Linked DNA regions of Homo sapiens: region 1 is linked to region 2. A link is an interaction called in ENCODE POLR2A ChIA-PET data of the cell type or tissue named here. Cell type or tissue: PC-9. All regions are shown on one strand. Each heading gives the region's core, and the rest is flanking DNA. Links, peaks and the distances in the headings are about the cores only. Region 1 overlaps PIK3C2A (phosphatidylinositol-4-phosphate 3-kinase catalytic subunit type 2 alpha). Region 2 overlaps PLEKHA7 (pleckstrin homology domain containing A7).

Region 1 (9,727 bases), core at 631-8,630, 210 kb after region 2:
TTAAAGAATAAAAACAGCATAATTCTTAGGCCAAAGTACTGTAGAAATACAGGATCTCATTCCTTGGTTGGAATCCCGTTAAGATAATATATATTATGAAATGCAATAAACTCTGCAAGGAAATAAAATTAGTTTTTAAAACTATAAAAAAAATTTCCTACAGACTTTGGGAATACATCTCTAGAGAGGACACCCATACCAAGTTTGGAAGAAAGGATTAAAATAAAAGAGAATTATCTTCTCCACAGAAGAACTTAGCAAGATATCTGGAATTTCAATTTCACTGACAGCTCTTTATAAGCAAGCATGCTTCCTGTCATAAAATGAAGGAGAAAAATAAAGAATTAAATTATAATTAGCTTTTCTATCTAATGCTTTTCAGCCTTGGCCAAGAGCCACTGATTAACAAAAGTTACTTAGCACTTTTCAGATAATTATCTATTTATAAAGGTAACCTGATTCCCCACTAGTTCTAACGAGAAAACTATCCATATGAATGCCAAAAAGACACATAACAAAATTGGTTTATTAAAAGAATGATAATATTGATATTTTAAACATTTCCCCCTAACAGAGCAAAACGAGAGGCTTGAGGAACCATAAACCTACCATCACACGTAAAAGTAACTGGTAGCTGAAATCCTTCAATGTCAATGGAGACCTTCACACTAGCATTTTCTCCGCATATGTTTCTTTGTGCTGTGACTGGACTTAACAAATAGCCTGGGTTTGTGCGGTGATTGGTATATGGAAATTTGGTCTTCAATCTGTTCACAAGAAAGAAGAAATTAAATTCTTTTTTAAAAAAACTTCATTTGAGGGCTCTGAACAAGGCTTTACATGTTTACAGCCACTCAGTTCTGTGTCTTTGTCCAACTCAAGCAGCTCATGAAACTGCAATGAATGAGCTCCTGTTGAAACTCCAAATACCAGCATTTTCCTTTTAAATAAAAGAAACCCAAGGAAAAGGAAGAGATGAACTACTGCCAGGATATCTTTGGTAACATTATCAACACTACCCAAGCACATGCTTGGATAAATGGCATTTTAAATGAGGTCCTCTGCTTAAAAATCTTTTGCCACACAGTACAATTACACAAAATGGTACCTTTTAAATTATTCTATAGGCAATGTAGTCCTAAAACTATAATGGCCAAAAGGATAACAAGTTGGTTGTCTTAAAAAATATTTTTCTTCTAAGGACCTTTTTCGTACAAACATTGTTTTTGGCTGCTAGATAATGAACAAAATATAGACAATGGTTTTTTACAGTGCTACAAGGCCTTTCTTCCCTCAAAGTGATTTCTAAAACTTAGGGAATTGAAAGAACTGCCTGTGAAGGTATTCATAGGAGCAACACAGTTCAAAATTAAATACATGAATGTGGTGTATGGCTCATCTCCAGCCAGCACTGCTGTTATCGTAAGACAAAGATTTGATAACTTCTTTACACTTGTGAGCTCTTTTAAACTGACTTTTTAGAAGACAGGTACCAGTCCTCCTTCCTGCTTTTCATAGGGCTATGAATGGAATGAATGCTAGAAGTATTGTATACTTGCTTCTGTAGAGATTAAAATAATCAGGTCACATAAGTAGAATAAAACAGCTTGAGATGACAGAAAAAGGTTCTGGAGAGGTAGCACATGTAACCATTAGTGCATAGCCTCTAGAGCCAGGTTACCTTAGATTGAATCCTGATTATACTACTTATTAGCTGTGTGAACTTATTCAAGTTATTAAATTTCCTTGTTGCTTCTGTTTTTTCTTCTATAAACTGGGGGTAATACTACTACTTACCTGATAGGGTTGTTGTGAGAATTATGTGAATTTAGTTTATAAAGCGTTTAGAACAGTGCCTAGTACACAGTAAGTGCTTTAACCTTCTTGTCAAATAACTGAGTTAGTGAAGGAATAAATCTGGTTTTTGCACTGAAATCCTAAGCAACAATATTAAAAATATAATACACCTTTTCTTTATAAATTACTCAGTCTCAAGCATTCCTTTATAGTAATACAAACACTAAGACAGAGGCTCACATCAAATCACGAAATTAATGTATAAAATGTTAGAGAATTTTTTCTACATCTAAGCAAGCTTTCAATTTTCAGAAACCGTTAAGGATGACAAAAGTAAAAGCAGAAATTCTTGATAGCTAAGACAAGAATTTATTAGACAAAAATTCCAGTGATAAAACTTAGCTTGGTTTGAGAGGAGGAAACCTGCATTTCCCTTTCTTAAAATAAGTCCTTTCTTTTACACAACAATGTGAATGTAATTATGTCACTGAACCGTACACTTATAAACAGTTAAAATGGTAATTTTTGTTACGTATATTTTATCACAATTTAAGAAATGTTTTTATAATGAGTCTTTTTTGTATTTACTTGGTACCATGGAAGATACCAGATCCAGAAAATACACTAATTACCTTTTTCTGTAAAATTGATTTCTTCTAATCCATGGTTTGTTTGCTTTATAAAAATTGCCAAAAACCATAAAACACCTAAGATTTAAGATTCCTTACAATTGAGGTTTTTTTGTGGGGTTTTTTTGTAGCGAAATCTTTAAGCATTTAAACATACAAAATCAAATTAAATTATTAAATGAATAACTGCTGACTGAGTAAATTATTCACTTTCAATATAGACCAGATAAGGTATTTTTATGGATACTCTAAGCCACACATTACAGTTTGATGTTCTTAAGTAACTATCTATAAAGAGTATTTAACTCTAATTTTTTATTTTCTCTAAAATTTCTACTTCCCTATCACCCAAATAAAAGGCTTTGTCTATTTAGTGTGGCTCTACAGTTCAGGAAATTCAGTATCTCTATGCAGAAATGAAAATCCTTTATGGTTTATTTTTCTACTTTTGTGTGCTCAATCAGACTAAAATTCTGCACAGATAACCAAATCATGCAAAATCAGAACATAAAAAGAAGAAAAGAGATAAAAATGAGGGTTTTGAAAAATTTCAAATAAATTAATATTATTCTATAGGAAAGTACAGTCAGCACTGTTTAGAATAAAATTAACCAAATGCAGAGTTGAAGTCCTTGAAAACATACAGGAAGTTTTTGGGGTCAAGATACTAGTATAGGATATAAATAGTATATATATGAATATATGAATACTATATGACCATAAAGCTATTCAGAAAGACAGGTGTAGAATGTGGTTTCTCATCTTATCCTAAAGGACCACAAATAAAGTGGCAATAACTTCTACTGGTATTTAACACTATTAGATGAACTTTCTCGACCGGGTGTGGTGGCTCACACCTGTAATGCCAGCACTTTGGGAGGCCGAGGTGGGCAGATCACCTGAGGTCAGGAGTTCAAGACCAGCTTGGCCAATGTAGTGAAACCTCGTTTCTACTAAAAATACAAAAAAAATTAGCTGAGCATGGTGGCACATGCCTACAGTCCTAGCTACTAAGGAGGCTGAGGCAGGAGAATCGCTTGAACCTGGAAGGCAAAGGTTGCAGTGAACTGAGATCGCACCACTGCATTCCACCCTGGGCAACAAGAGTGAAAACTCCATTTCAAAAAAAAAAAAAAAGAACCTTTTCAGCACCTGTAACTAGTAGATATAGCAAGCTTTGTCAATTATGATAGGTGTAAAAGGAAAGAAATAGGACAAAAAACTCAGTAATAATGAAAAGTAGTCCTGAATCAATGTATTACAGAATCTTAAACTGAAAGAGATCTTTGAAATCACTAGTCCAACTCTTTAATTTCACAGATGAGAAACAACAACAAAAACCAATACCTAGAACTGGTAATAAATTCCAAGTCTGTTTTGTATTTTATCTTAACTATAAACAAATATCATTCTGACAGCCTGACACTAATTTCACAGCTGAATTTAAATGAATAAATGAATAATTTTAGGAGATCTCAAAAAGCAAAGAACTGGCTCTCTAATTAAAAGCCTACATACTTGTTTTAAAAATCCACTGCAAAATGAGCACAATGGAAAAAACAGAGCCACTAATTTCAAAGTACATCTCCTCATCTCAATCTCCATGGTCACCACAGGGGAAGTTCCTAGAACATGCCTTCAAAAACACCAGTACTTCTTACTGCTCTAGTATTTGTTGCAGTCATAGTCTACTAATGAAAATAAAATTACAAAGAGAACTCATTCTCTCTTTAGTCCATTTGCAGTTTCGTATCACATTTAAGTGTGTGCGTGTGTGTGTGTGTGTAAACAAAAACAATCATTTTCAATTAGTGGCAGAGTTTGTATAAATAGCTCTAAGATTCAAATGGGAGAAAAAAGGTAGGTCTCAGAGAGCCTAACTTCTCAACTTGCAAAGCTTAAATGTAGTAGTTACTTAACATGGCCTAACAGGAAAATACAAGGCCTGTCTGGGGAGAGTAACCTTTGCCAAGAAAAAGTGACTCTACTGATAATATTTTTTTCCTAAGGTATTCTGAAGAAAAGAAATGCTGGTTAAAAGGTAACATAAAGGAAGACAGAGTTTTAATAAAATATCACCAATGGTCCAGAAAATCTCATTAAATATTAAGTTCTTTAACATTAAAATAATGTACATACTCAAAAATGTTCTGGGAACCCCAAATCCTGCTATGCTTAAAGCAGACCACACTGAAGACAATGCTGGATTCAGAAAAAAATCTCCCAGTGGTGATCTACTTCCCTTTTTTAGATAACAGATCTCTCATCCTCTTGGCCACAAGGACTGTTGTTCCACTCTTTCCTCCTATGGGTGTTTCCTATCTGGCTAGCTAAGGGGACTCCTTTTTCTTCTCTGCTACTGAGACCATTAAATTGCATGGAGGAAAGGCAGAGGAAGAAAAGTGAGGAAGGTGAAGGAAAGGAAATGGAGTGGACAAGGAGAATTGAAGGAAGGGGGGATGATTTATAGTAATGAATTCCTGAATCTTGCTGTTAATGAACTCTATCCCATCCTTCCTCTATCTGCTATTTGGGTTGTGAACCAATACATGACCCTTTTTAAGTTCAAGATGGGTTTCTAGCACTCGTAACAGAAGTCACAACTAATATAGTGATATAATGGGAAGAAAACATGCTTAACCAGAAGCAAAAGAGAGTTGGTTCTACTACTGATATTACTGACTAGCCAAGTAAAGTTTGTTAGGTTACTTCTCTGAGTCTCAGTTTCCTCACCTATAATGAATGTTAGACACATTTAAGATTGAGAGAACATTCTATAAATGTGTTTTTCTAAACTTCAGAAAATATATTTGCTCTTCTAAACTTGCCTATTATAATATCATCTCTTAAATATGTTGAACAGTATTTTGAATGCTAGAAAGTTTACAGCAAAATTAAGTCTCTCTAAAACAAAAGTAGGTATTTTTTAAGTGTACTGAAGCTTACAGGTAAGTCATATTTTTCACTGGTTATTACAGTATCAGAAGTCTACTGTCTGACCTCAATTTTTTCTTCCAAATATTAAGAAATCTAACAGGTGAAGATACAAGTTCAACTGTGGTTTGTGATAACGTGCCAATTAACTCTTTGACTTGAAATGTTAGCCACAAGAAGAAAATAATTAAAATTTTTAAAATTTTAGAATTATTAGCACTAAACTGGTTTTCAAGTGAATTTTTCAAATGAACATTTATAAAGAAAAATTCCTTACTTTGTAATGGATCGACAAAAAGCTGCCATCTCCTCATTCTGTACTTCAACTTCTTGAAGAAGAGAACTTCCAGTTGGCAAACTACTGGTCCCATTTGGGTCTTTCTGTAATTAAAAAAGTGTTTTTATTTTAAAAGTGGAAGATCCACAAAATGCTACATAGCAGCACAGCACAAACACATTTTTATGAAAATATGTACAAAGCAATGGAGGTAAAATAAATCATATCAATAACAAATTTTTAAATTATATATTTCTATCTTTGTAAAAGTAATGTCAACTAAGCCTTATTTTCGTTCCTTGGTTTTACTTGCTCAATAGTAGAAACAGGCTATACCGGTCAGTAAGAATGGAATGCTAAAGACCTTTCCATTCAAAATATTCCTAAAATAGACACTTTAGAAATTTTACAACTAAATGAAATTAAAGGACTCTCTGTTTTAAGAATATGAAGAGATCAAGCCCATTTGGGACTCTTCTAATCAGCCAGAAATTCTATATATTCAACTAGGACCCAAATCCCAAGAAAGATGGTTTTTTATGTAAGAGAATGGGCATTTTCTAGGTTAATAAACTTATACTAACATCCTCACAATCCCTAAAAAGCTAAGTTTACGTCTGGTCAAAAACTGTTTACAGCTTTCAGGGAGATCAATTCACCACCCAAGCATAGCCAAACAGCAGAGTCCATTGAGAGTGTTTTGACACTACATAAAAATAACTTGATTTGGTGCAAATTTCAAATATAAATTCCCTTTAAAATTAGAATTGGAACATTCTCAATTCAAAATTCAGTGAGAACAAAGTGCGTATATTTCAAGAGCTATAACAGATTTCAATGACTATGGCACACAAAAAGACTTTTTTTTCTTTGTTTTTTGAGACAAGGACTCATTCTGTCACCTAGGTTAGAGCACAGTCACTCAACAATGGCTCACTGCAGCTTTGACCTCCTGAGGTCAGGTGATCCACCTCAGCCTCCCAAGTAGCTGGGACTACAGGCATGGGCCACCCCACCTGGCTAATTTTTGTATTTTTTGTAGAGTCGGGGTTTTACCATGTTGCCCAGGATGATCTCAATCTCCTGGGCTCAAGCAATCTGCCTGCCTCAGCACACAAGATGATTCTGTGTGAGAAAATTAAACTGAAAATTTAGGTCAACAATTCCTTTATGAGTTTCCTTCCTTTAAAACATGTCAGAGCCCTTTCTGCTAGAATGTGATATACACATTTGGAGAAAAAAATAAATACTTCGAGTGCTACAAAACCACAATTAAAAGTAACAAGTCTCCTGGGGAAAAGAGAGTTAAGGTAGACTACTGAATATCAATGTAGCCAGGTGTGGCATTGCACACTTGTAGTCCCAGGTACCCAGGAGGCTAAATTAAGAGGGTCACTTGAGCCCAGAAGTTCGAGGCCAGCCCAAGCAACACAGTGAAGCCCCATCTCTAAAAATAAAAATAATTTTTTATATCAATATAACTCTGTAATCAAAGCCCTAACTAAAACGATAATAGGACCTTATAAAAATACTAGCACAGTTAAATGTCTGCTCCCATTTGCACCTAGCATTTCATCCTTTGAAGCCTAAAACCCTGGGGCTCTTGTTTCCTCATTTGAGATATGAATTCTTCAGGACATATGCTTCTAGTCAACACCAATTGCAATGAAGTTAAAAGTACAGTACCACTGTGGGAGGCCAAGGCAGGCGGATCACCTGAGGTCAGGAGTTCAAGACCAGCCTGGCCAACATGGTGAAACCTTGTCTCTACTAAAAATACAAAAATTAGCCAGGCGTGGTGGCAAGTGCTTGTAATTCAAGCTACTCAGGAGGCTGAGGCGGGAAAATTGCTTGAACCTGGGAGGCAGAGGTTGCAGTGAGCTGAGATCGTGCCACTGCACTCCAGCCTGGGCAACAAAGTGAGACTCTGTCTCAAAAAAAAAAAAAAAAAAAAAATTCAAAGAGAAATGTTTTTGCAGCCTCTTGGTCTGCAAACATCGTTATAGCTGACAGATTAATACTGTGGAATGTGAAACTGTTCTTGAAGCCACTCATTTTCATTAATAAGAGGACACTTCTGCAGGATTCTCAGTGTTTTCCTAATATCTTCATATAGTGCTAAAGCTTTCCCTTAGGTTGTGAGAAGTTTGTTTCTGATTATTTCAAAAAGTTAATATGCCGGGAAAGATTACGTCTGAACTAATGCTACTTCCCCATTGTATTGACCTCAGTCTCATAGTTACCAATCACATATCAATCAATTTGTATTACAGAAGCAACCACTATGACAAATAGACTATATTACTCTAAAGAATGGGATTTTATATTTCCTAGCAAATCCTCTGGTTTCACACTCCAAATCTGCCACAATCTAATCCAATCTTATTTCCCAGAATCTCCCTAAAGATTTCTATGTTCCAGTTAGCTTGAATCATATCCTGTTCCTATAAAACACAAATCAAGCTATCCTGCCTCTGGACTTTTCCCTTCACCTTCCTCTTAAACTTCCTTCACCACATGTGTCAAAAATCTATTAATTTTTGGCTGGGCACGGTGGCTCATGCCTGTAATCCCAGCACTTTGGGACGCCGAGGCAGGCAAATCACCTGAGGTCGGGAGTTCAAGACCAGCCTGACCAACTGGAGAAACCCCATCTCTACTAAAAATACAAAATTAGCCGGGCGTGGTGGTGCATGCCTGTAATCCCAGCTACTCGGGAGGCTGAGGCAGGAGAATCACTTGAACCCGGGAGGCGGAGGTTGCAGTGAGCCGAGATCGTGCCATTGTACTCCAGCCTGGGCAATAAGAGCAAAACTCCGTCTCAAAAAAAAATAATAATAATAATAAATATATATATATATAATTATATATCTACAGGCATTCATTTATATACTTATTTATCAAAAAAGCTCTAATAGGTGGGAACTATTATTACTCCCATTTTATGGAAAAAATGAGGCACAGATGAGTTAATTAACTCACAAGGTCATACAGCTAATATAGGCAGAGTGTGAATTTCAACCCAGGCAGTCTGGCTTCAATGTCACATGCTTAATCACCATGCTAATCTGTCTCTCAAAAGAATATCCTTAAAAATCCTTAAAAACACAATGTGAAAAACAACGTTGTGACCTTTGTGGGAGCAGTGCTGGGAAAACCTAAAGCTTTGCTTGACCCAAGAATCATCTTTCCCTGAAGAACTGTTCTTCATGTTTTACTTATTTTAAAAACAGATTCTGAATCTCCTTAGGTGGCATTTTAGGATTTAAAAAAAATAATAATAGTTGTATTTTTTGCTGTGTCTCTCGTGAATTAGGTCTTTCCTTTTATTCAAGTTACGAGTTTGAATTAACAAAAACTGAATATAATAATTATCTAGTCACACATCAAGGTAATAATAGAATCTGGAAAGTTAACTCAAATGTTAAAGTCTGTAAAGGGTAAAAAATAGCTAGGCTGCCAATATTTCACCTCAAACATTAACAGTTTTGGGTTTTTCCCTCTGCTCTTTCTGGAATAAAAAATACATATATTTTACACCTATTCCCTTCACCCATACTCCCACCCCACTTCCAAACTCCACACAAACAAACCAAAGCATCAAATCATCTCTTTTCTCCATGGATCTTGCACAGACTTTTCTTCTGTGGCACTCAAGACTTTCTATTTTGTACTGCATTTATACACATTCACATCTTGTCTCCCCTTTCTAGCCCAAGTTCTTTAATGGTGAAGTCCACAAATGATTAGTATGTGCAATCCTCACACTGTATAACCACACACATTTTTTAACAAATGAAAGAGATATATGATAATCAATAAGAAAACACTGCCAATGCATTAGCCAATACCTGGAACAAAGAAAGAAGTTTGCAGGGGAAGATACAAAGTTCTCTAGTAAATATGTTGTGTTTGAAAATCCATGTAGATGTTTAGGTCATCGTCTAGAAATGTTCTACTCCAGAAATATTCTATTCCAGAGCTAGAAACAAAGATTTAGTGATCATCCAATTTCTGTAATTTTTTACAGGGAACTCACTCTCTCTGTTAACTGCTGTCAGCATCCATCAGGATCACTGAGACAGCAAAT
Region 2 (9,727 bases), core at 680-8,679:
GTCTAAGGAGAAAGACTTGAGGCCTGCAGGAGACGCCCTGAAGGCCATGTCAACAGCTAATGGCTGGGCTTCTACTATCAACCACTTCTGCATCCCTGACATCCTGCCTCTGGTTTTTCCTATTCTCCTCATAATCCTACTGTGAAGTAGACATTGGGGCCTTTAGCATCACCATTTTCAAGTTCACTGCTCTGAACTCCCAGGAATGCCACCATTTATAGAGAAACTCAATGACTAGCACCTACTTCAACTCAGCTGTTGCTGACGAGCTGACTCTGCTCTTCTCAGCCCTGCTGTGTGAGTTCCCAGCTGTGTCTCACACACTAGTATCCCAAACACCATCGGGGAAGAGAGTGAAGAAGCAGAGTGGCAGAGAGAAGGCCAAAGATGATAAGGAAGATTGTGAATGGTGCTTTCATCAGTATTTCATAGCAGTTTGATTCCAAGCCCACAGTTTAAAAATGAATTGCTGCGGCCGCTGTAAACTGCTGTCTTCTGGGCTTTGCAGCTCTGCAATAAAAATTCAATCTAAGCAAAGCAATTTCTCCACTTAGGCAACTTTCTTCTTGCCCCTCCCAGAGAGGTTAGGAGACTGTCTTTTAAAATAGTAGATAAACTGCTGAATGCCCTTTAGATTCTATTTCATAAATTTCTACTTCAATAAAACCACCAGTGACAATAAACAACAATGCTAACGCTCAAAGTTGAGTTAAATGATTCAGAATAACTGTTCTAGATGTCCACTTCAAATGTAAAATTTACCTTTTGAATTTGAAAACAGAGCAAACCCTGTAAACTTTTTAAGCTGACTCCCAAAGCTAACCTAACACTTAAAGCACCAGTATCTGATGAAATATAATGCAAGCCACATACGCAATTTCGAAACTTCTAGGTTTTTAAAAAGAGAAAATCAGTGAAATCAATTTTCATAATATATTTTACTTAACCCAAAATATTATTTCAATATGTAATCAGTATAAAAGTTATTATTGCAATACTTTACTTTTTTTTTTTCTAGTATTAAATCTCTGAACTCTGGGTGTATTTCACATTGACAGCACATCTTAACCCAGACTAGCTGAATTTCAAGTGCTCCATAGCCACATGTGGTCAGTGGCTACCTTTCTGGACAACACAAATCTAAAGCTTTCAAGTCCCAATTTAAACACCTGCACAGTCTCTCCCTCCCCCGATACAGGAAAGTACACAGACAGGGCAGAATCAGAGGCTTTTTAGCAGTGAGAACTTGCTGTTGAGCCAAAGCACAGCCTCTTACTCCTTATTTTATATCAAATCCTGTCAAATCAACCACAGGCTTCAAAGATAAATGCTATACTGGAGTGACTCTGATTAAGTCATTGGGCAAGAAAATGGGAATGGGAAGGAGGGATTATTACAATAAATAAGAGTATTGATAATCCCTTACATTTACAGAGTCCACACAGAGATGGGTACTCGCATTCATCATTTCATCAGACACTCACACCTGATAACCCTGAGACACGAAGAACCTTCGTGACCAGGAGATCATCCAGGCAGACAGAGACAGTGCCAGGAGAAACTAAGCCCAGGGCTTGGCCTCAGAGTCCCAGGATCTGTCCTTGGGTTCCCAAAGTGCATAAAAGCAAAACTCACTGGAGGCACTTATTTAAAATACAGATTTCCAGGCCCTGCCCAGATATAATAATGAAGAAGTTTAGGGGATGGGAAGAAAGGTAGAACCTCAGGGTCTGCATGTTTAAGACATTTCCCAGGTGTTTTTGATGTTGTCTCTTTGGGAATGACTGTACCAAACCACCTTGAAAGAATTAAAGTGGGCCGGGTGCGGTGGCTCACACCTGAAATCCCAGCACTTTCGGAGGCCAAGGTGGGTGGATCACCTGAGGTCAGGAGTTCGAGACTAGCCTGGCCAACATGGTGATACCCTGTCTCTACTAAAAATACAAAAGTTAGCCAGGTGTGGTGGCGGGCGCCTGTAATCCCAGCTACTTAGTAGGCTGAGGCAGGAGAATTGCTTGAACCCAGGAGGCGGAGGTTGCAGTGAGCTGAAACCATGCCATTGCACTCCAACCTAGGCAACAAGAGCAAAACTCCGTCTCCCAAAAAATAAGCCGGGCGCGGTGGCACAGACCTGTAATCCCAGCTACTCAGGAGGCTGAGACAGGAGAATCACTTGAACCCAGGAGGCGGAGGTTGCAGTGAGCTGAGATTGCACCACTGCACTCCAGCCTGGGTAACAGTGTGAAACCCTGTCTCAAAAAAAAAAAAAAATTAAAGTTCTTCTCCTTAAAAAAAAAAAAAAAAATTCAATGTGCAAAAACCCATATTTGACAAAACAGGGCACTATTCTCACCCAGGAGACCTCATTCACTGAATTGGACTGCTGGTATCATTCTTTCTATGTATGTGAGGTACATCATAACAGACAGGTTAGTAAGACTTGTTGAATTCATGCTGAGCAAATTGTTGGAGATGTTTTTCTCTGTAATTTCAGTGACTTTGCTCCAAGAATCCTGGAGAAAATTTCTTCTCTGTCTGATAATAACGTTAATAACCAATATTTATTAAGCATTTACTATGTTTCACAAATATACATTATCTCATTAATGATTGTTAATCCTTAACAACAATCTTATGAAGTTCATGTTATTGTTAAGCCTTAACCAACTCACAGATAAGAACTTTAAGGATCAGAGGAGTTCACTTTTTTTTCCCCCTTCACCCAGGCTCAAGTGCAGTGGCACCATCTCTACTCACTGCAACTTCTGCCTCCCGGGTTCAAGCAATTCTCCTGCCTCAGCCTCCCGAGTAGCTGCGTTACAAGCATGTGCCACCATGCCCAGCTAATTTTTGTATTTTTAGTAGAGTTGGGGTTTCACCATGTTGGCCAGGCTGGCCTCAAACTCCTGACCTTAAGTGATTCACCAACCTCAGCTTCCCAAAGTGCTGGAATAACAAGTGTGAGCCACCATGCCCGGCCCCAAAAGAGTTAATATTTTAATCAAGGTTAATTTGAAGTAGGTCTATATAATGCAAAAGCTTCATTATCATTATTCCTCCTAATACTAATACTGGTTTCTTTCTGGCATCTAGTGTATTCTACTAGCCAGTAATAGTGTGTTTACTGTGTTGGCCTACCCTTCACACAGGTGTCTCTCCTCTGTGATTTCACAACCCCTGTAATTGACTGTTGTCTGCCTTCCCCAAAAGACTGAGAGTTCCTTAAGGACAATACCTCTTCACAAAGTCCTGTAGTGCTTGGTAAGGGATGATGGATAGATGGACAGATGGACAGATGGATGAAAGCCTGAAGGGCAGAGAAGGAGGGCTAGATCACTGGATTTTATCAGCCAGGCAAATAGAAGCTCCATAAAGTTTCTAAGCAGGGGCAGGATAAAAACTTTGATCCAGGAATATCTGGCACTCTGTGGAGGTGAGGGGTGGTGAGGGGACATGAGGGGAAGGGAGTAGTTAGGAGGTCCTTAGCAGATCTGAAGGGAAGGAGTCCCAATGCTGGGAGGCAGTAATGCCATATTAAATGGCAGTTTCAAAGGCATCAGGGATCTGGGCCCAAGAAGTGGGCCCGCTAGGGACCTGATTAAGAACAAAAGTCCTACAAAGTCTCATACTTTCACTCTCTGGCCTCAAAGGACACTGCTGCTCTGCCTTCCCATCTAGGTAACCGGTGCTCTTTGCTTTGCTTTTAAGGTATAACACATTCCCAGCCTCAAAATCCCAGCCTGCTCATGAGGGAGCCACAGACACAAACAGGCAAGATGCCCTCCACTGTCGTTTCCTCCTCACTTAGTGGGAAGCCACTCACTTTCCCAACCTCTCCTCATGGGGGCAGCAGGAGCCTGCTGTGGCGCCACCCATGATCTTTCCCCGTCTGGGTGCTTCTGCTTCTAGCTCCTGGGCTCTTCCTGCTAGAGACCTAAAGGTGGGCAATGCTGGCCAGGAGAGATGGCGTCCATGCCAGCCCATGTCCAGCCAGGCTGAGGCTTCTGGCCTTTCTCCCAGCACCTTCTCCCAAACAATCTAGACACTGGATAACCTGCCCTAAAGAGGACTGGACACCCCACCCACCAGAACCCTCAACCCTGGGACCTCTCCCCGAACGAACGTGTGAAACCCTCCTTTCTCACTCCCTATGACCAGGCAGGATTATACCAACCTTAAAGTGGAGGGGAGGGGGGGACTTTGAAATTGGTCACAGAATATTTTTAGGGTTTGGGAATCACAGGGATTTTAGTTTGTTTATGCTGACTTTTTTGATGTGTTCAAAGAATTTCACTTTAAGTGTTTCCCAAGAGGTTTGCAAAATCAGTATGCACAGAGGATGCCACAAACCTGCCCACAAAGCCCTCCTTCAGTACCTAATTAGAATGGCAAATCAGGATATCTGAAGGCTCTAGGTTTTGAAGTGAAATTTCTGTAGAAAACAGCATAAAAGTACTCATTACTGACAGGCCTCAACTTGCTGTGGGTCTTAATGAGCTTTCTGTTAGACTCTGTTAGACTCGGGCTCCAGCAACACCCCCTCCCCCACAGAGACAACCTAGGGGAAACACTCCCTCGGCCACCATTCTGCTCGGTAAGGTATTTTCCTCTCCACTGATCAAAGTGGAAGAAGAAGGAGAAATTTTCAAGTTTAAAAACTCTCATTCCAACTTTGGAGTTTGCAGGCCCCTAATCCCCAGGTGAAAGGGTAAAGTGATTGGGTCATCTGGGCTGCTGGTTCCAAAACGCAGCTGCGCCAGCACCCCCTGGGAACCTATAAAGAATACAGAGGCCTGGGCCCCACAGGACCTGGCATTTTTAAACACCTTTCATGACCACTGACTAGGCTACTGTTTTCTCAGCTACTGGGTTGTACAATCACACCTGAAAGTATCACCTCACACATGTTAGGAGGCCATTATCAAAAAGATGAAAGATAAGTATTGGTGAGGATGTGGAGAAAAGGGAACCTTGTACACTGTTGGTGGGAATGTAAATTCGTACAGCCATTATTGAAAATGGTATAGAGGCTCCTCAAAAAATTAAAAATAGAGGCTGGGTGTGGTGGCTCACACCTGCAATCCTCATACTTTGGGAGGGCAAGGCGGGCAGATCACCTGAGGTCAGGAGTTCGAGACCAGCCTGGCCAACATGACAAAACTCCGTCTCTACTAAAAATACGAAAATTAGCCAGGCATGGTGAGAGGCACCTGTAATCCCAGCTACTCAGGAGGCTGAGGCAGGAGAATCACTTGAACCAGGGAGGTGGAGGTTGCAGTGAGCTGAGATCGCACCACTGCACTCCAGCCTGAGCGAGAGAGCGAGACTCCACCTAAAAAAAAAAAAAAGAAAGAAAGAAAGAAAGGAAAAGCAAATATGGCTGGGCGCGGTGGCTCACACTTGTAATCCCAGCACTTTGGGAGGCTGAGGCGGGTGGATTGCCTGAGCTCAGGAGTTCAAGACCACCCTGGGCAACATGGTGAAACCCCGTCTCTACTAATACACAAAAAATTAGCCGGGCTTGGTGGCGCATGCCTGTATTCCCAGCTACTTGGGAGGCTGAGGCACGAGAATTACTTGAGCCTTGGAGGCAGAGGCTGCAGTGAGCCGAGATCATGCCACTACACTCCAGCTTGGGCTATAGAGTAAGACTCCGTCTCAAAAAAAAAAAAAAAAAGAAAAAAAAGAAAAAAAGAAAAGAAAACATGCATATATATACATAATGGAACACTAGTCTGCCTTTAAAAAGAAGAAAGTCCTATCATTTGAAACAACATGGTTAAACCTGGAGGAATTTATGTTGTAAAGCAAGCAAAGCACAAAAAGACAAATACTGCATGATCTCAATTACATGTAGAGTGTAAAAAAGGTGAGCTCATAGAATCAAAGAGTAAAACGGTGGTTACCAGAGGCTGGGGTGGGTGGAGGGGTTGGGAGATGTTGCTTGAAGGTTACATAATTTTAGTTAGGCAGAAGAAATAAGTTCAAGAGATCTATTGTACCTCATGGTGAGTACAGTAAATAACAATATATCGTATACTCAAAAATTGCTGATAGATTTTAAGTGTTTGTACCACAGAATAAGTATGCGAGATATTATATACATTAAATAATATAGCCATTCCACAGCTATCAAAACATCATGCTATACACAATAAATACAATTTTTGTCAGTGAAGCACACACACACCCCTGACTGTATCAGAATGTCCTCCATTGCCTCACCCTCCATTTCCCTCACATCAGGAAGGTAAGGCCATAGTAATGATGAGGAAGAAAGAATAGATAGGTAAGATGGTATCTGCACAAATACATGTGTTCACACATACATGCACACATATATACTCGCACCCCACATGCACACACATGTGCACACACACAGAGTGAAGGAGGAACACACACACACACACACACACACAGACACCCCTCAGCTTCTCTTGCAAGTTCACAGGAGCTGGAGAAGATGAAAAGCACAGAAGCTTGAAGCAAGAAGCTCTTTTCTCACATCCCACATGGATGGAAGTACTTTAGCAGAACTTGATCATGAGCTCCAGGATTCCCACAGCCACCTCCGTGAAGCCCTTGCCCACTTTCCCGCTTCCAGGGCATCCTCAACACAGGTCCTGTGGGTTTCAGGTCTATAGAGACACCTCTCTGGCCTCCTCAGCATCATCCCTGGAGCAGGACGTCATTGCTTCTCAGCATGGCATTCAAGCCATTTAAGATGTGAATCTTTCTTCTGCTTCCCCTTGTGCCTGTCCACTCAGACAACCCAGACCCCTTGTCACTCCATACACTGGATTTCTTACCTCTAAGCCTTGCTCATGTTGACTCCATCCCCCAGAAAGCTGCCCAACTCCCACTCTCTTTACCCCCTCCCCATCTCTATTTAGCAAGCTTTATCTGTCTATCTGTTTCAGTGTAACCCCCCCATCTGCCTCCTTTGTGCTCCTCCCCACCATTCACCACTACACAGAAGCCATGCCTTCCACCTAAGCCCCATCTCCCCTGCAGGTGGGAAGGGGTGGCACAGGGTCCTGCTCACCTTCTAGGCCTCATTTAGAAGACTCTAGATGCTCAGCAGTTGAAATGCATTTATAATGTTGGTTTATTGTCCATGAAACCAGGAGTTCTCAGATTTTAAAGTGAACAACATGGGGAGGGAGCGGTGTGACTGAAAATTGTAAACTCTCAGAGATTCTGGTTCAATAAATCTGGGTATGGCCCTGAAATCTGCATTTGTAACAAAACACTCTATTATACACACATGAATCTGATGCAGATGGCCTGTGGATCACACTTAGAGAACACTGCTAAGCAATTAACTTATAACAAATGCCCCAAAATTGTTTGCTCATTCATTCATTCATTCCAATGTCTGTCTGCCCACTATATGCCTATCCTAGGTACTTGGAGGAATAAAGAAGAGAATCAAGAATTGGATCTTACCCTGAGAGTCTATCTAGCACAGGAGTTAAGACATGGATATAAATCACCAATGTAAACCAAGGCACGATACAGAAAGTAACAAATGCTGTCAGAGCATGGAGATCATGAGCTACAGAAATTCAGAGGAGGGAGAGAAACCAAACTGGAGACAAACAGATGGAGGGGAGGGGAGAGACCAGAACATCAAGCCAAGATGAGGTTCTGAGAATGGGAAACTGGTCAAGAAAGTCAAACTCTACAAGGGGCATGGGAATTAGGCCTGTCAACAACCTTTGGACTTGGTGAGTAGGAGGCCAAGCAGATCTCAGAGAGTGGAGGATGAAAACCAGACAGCAAATGGTTAAGGGGGGAGTGAAGGCAGAGTAAAGTGTGTGTGGGGCGGGGGGCGGGGGCGGAGCACAGAGAAGGGAGGGAGCAGGGAGAGGAGTCAGTGGGAGAACAGAGCGCTGAGAACCATTTTCCAAGAGCTGAGAAGGATTTTATCCTTTGCTATATACCACGCCCTAGAATCTGTGAGGCAAGAAAATAGAACCAATGGGCATGGACATGAATATCATTACGGGTGAAGTCTCAAATTAAGGCATACTAGCCTTCAAAGAAATGAAAGAAGAACACCCAGAGCAATGATGGAAAGAGATCCCAATCAGGAAGTTTCAGGGATCCCAGTTCTTCCTGGTGCAAAGCTGTCCCCTGATGTTCCAGGGAGCTGGAAACAAAGGGATAAGAAGGCTGTGCATACCCACAAAGAAGAGGGTATGTATGTCCCTACTTCCTCTCCTTTGGGAAGAGATAAGACTTTTTTTTTTTTTTTCATAAAAGGAAATCTCTGCTGGATACAGAATAGAGTCCTGACTCCTAAGCATGGTCCGCAGGCCTTCCACAATCTAATGCTCAAGTACTATCCAGCCTGATCTGCTCGCCATTGTGGCCCCACAGATATCTTAGCCTCACATGCCTACCCTTAGCCACATTCCCTCCACCTGCCCATTCCCTCAGCCTGAGCCATTCACATCTCCAAGCCAATGCACATAGGGCTGCCCTGCATGGAACAGCTTTTTCCAAACATTTTCCCAAACATTTTCCCCTCATTCAGATACCCTTGCCTAACTCCCAGGCCTTTATGCTATAGATAAAGTGTTTCCTCCCCACCTCACTTCCTCGTTCATGTTTCCCCAGCTACATCTTTCTCTGCACTGCATTTTCACGACACTCAGGAATCCTTCTACCTTGGCATTCATTGCACTGTGTAGAAAGCATCCATCGCAGGCCTGCCTCACCTTCAAAACTGTTAGCTCCCCAAGGGCCAGGAACCAGTCCCCAACATCCTTCTATTCTTTTAATCATAACATTTACTGAGTGCTTGCTACGTGTCAGACAGAATTTATCTGTATTATCTCATTTAATCCTTCATAATTTTATGAAGTTTATCATCCATATTGCAAAGACAAAAACAAAGCCTGGTAGCATTACGTATCTTACCCAGTGTTACACAGCTGGAAAGTGGAATACTGGTATAGGAACCCAGGCAGTTTCACCTTGCCCTTCAGCCTCCTCCATGCAGCATGGGGAAGGTGTTCAGTTGACATTAGTTGAGTGAATAGGGATGGCTGAGAATACTCTCCATCAGTCTAAGAGGGGAGACATCATGACGATGATGATGATGATGATGACGAAGAAGACAACAACAATAACGGTGCATTCTACCAAGCACTTACCACGAACTGGGCTCTAGGTTAAGTGATTTACCTGGATTGTCTCACTGAATCCTTATCTTATGAGATAGATATTTTTATTAGTTCCCATGTATAATGCAAATACGGAGGCCCAGAGATGATAAGTAAAAGAACTCAGATACAAACCCAGGCAATCTCACTCTGAGACCCAGACTCTTATCCACAGGGTCATGCCATCATCTAGGTAAGCTATGTAAATGAAAACGTAAAAGTTTAGAGGCAATGCAAAACCATATGGGAAAGGAGATGGTTAGAGACATTTCTGGGTTAGTAACTTGTCAGTTTTAATCAGGGAATGCCTCTTGGAAGAGCTGGTCCAGAGCTGCATATTTTAAAGAAAGGAAGAATAAATTAGGGAGCTCCAAAGGGATGAGACTGGATGATAAAGTGCTGGTGAAGGTTTATCCATAAATACTCAACCATATCTAATTACTAGCATCTCTGTGCTTCTGTTTATCTTTAGTTCCCATCCCTATGAGACAAAACAAGTATGATTTCAGAGGAAACTAAGGTCTAACTGAGGAATGGAACCTGTGAGGTATCAC

Evidence for each region. Peaks named below come from ENCODE experiments on the same cell type or tissue, not always from the same donor. Only the 100,000 strongest peaks of a DNase experiment are listed, where the experiment ranks them.
Region 1: POLR2A ChIA-PET joins it to region 2 with 10 read pairs; 2 of 35 experiments call an interaction of 5 or more read pairs at or near these places.

What each region holds. Positions count from the first base shown.
Region 1 is chr11:17,149,889-17,159,615 of GRCh38, forward strand. PIK3C2A (phosphatidylinositol-4-phosphate 3-kinase catalytic subunit type 2 alpha) reads right to left here. Exons shown (of 33, transcript NM_002645.4): 3 at 5,638-5,741; 4 at 610-767. Among named protein-coding and RNA genes, the nearest start is that of PIK3C2A, 53 kb to the right of the region's middle. In PC-9, for the core only: no CTCF peak of the experiment used is centred there; no DNase peak of the experiment used is centred there.
Region 2 is chr11:16,942,256-16,951,982 of GRCh38, forward strand. All of the region lies in intron 3 of PLEKHA7 (pleckstrin homology domain containing A7), which reads right to left. Among named protein-coding and RNA genes, the nearest start is that of SNORD147, 21 kb to the left of the region's middle. RefSeq lists an enhancer at 3,565-3,804. In PC-9, for the core only: CTCF peaks have their summits at 3,841 (motif pointing right) and 4,045; a DNase peak (open chromatin) is centred at 3,876; H3K27ac peaks cover 1,488 bases.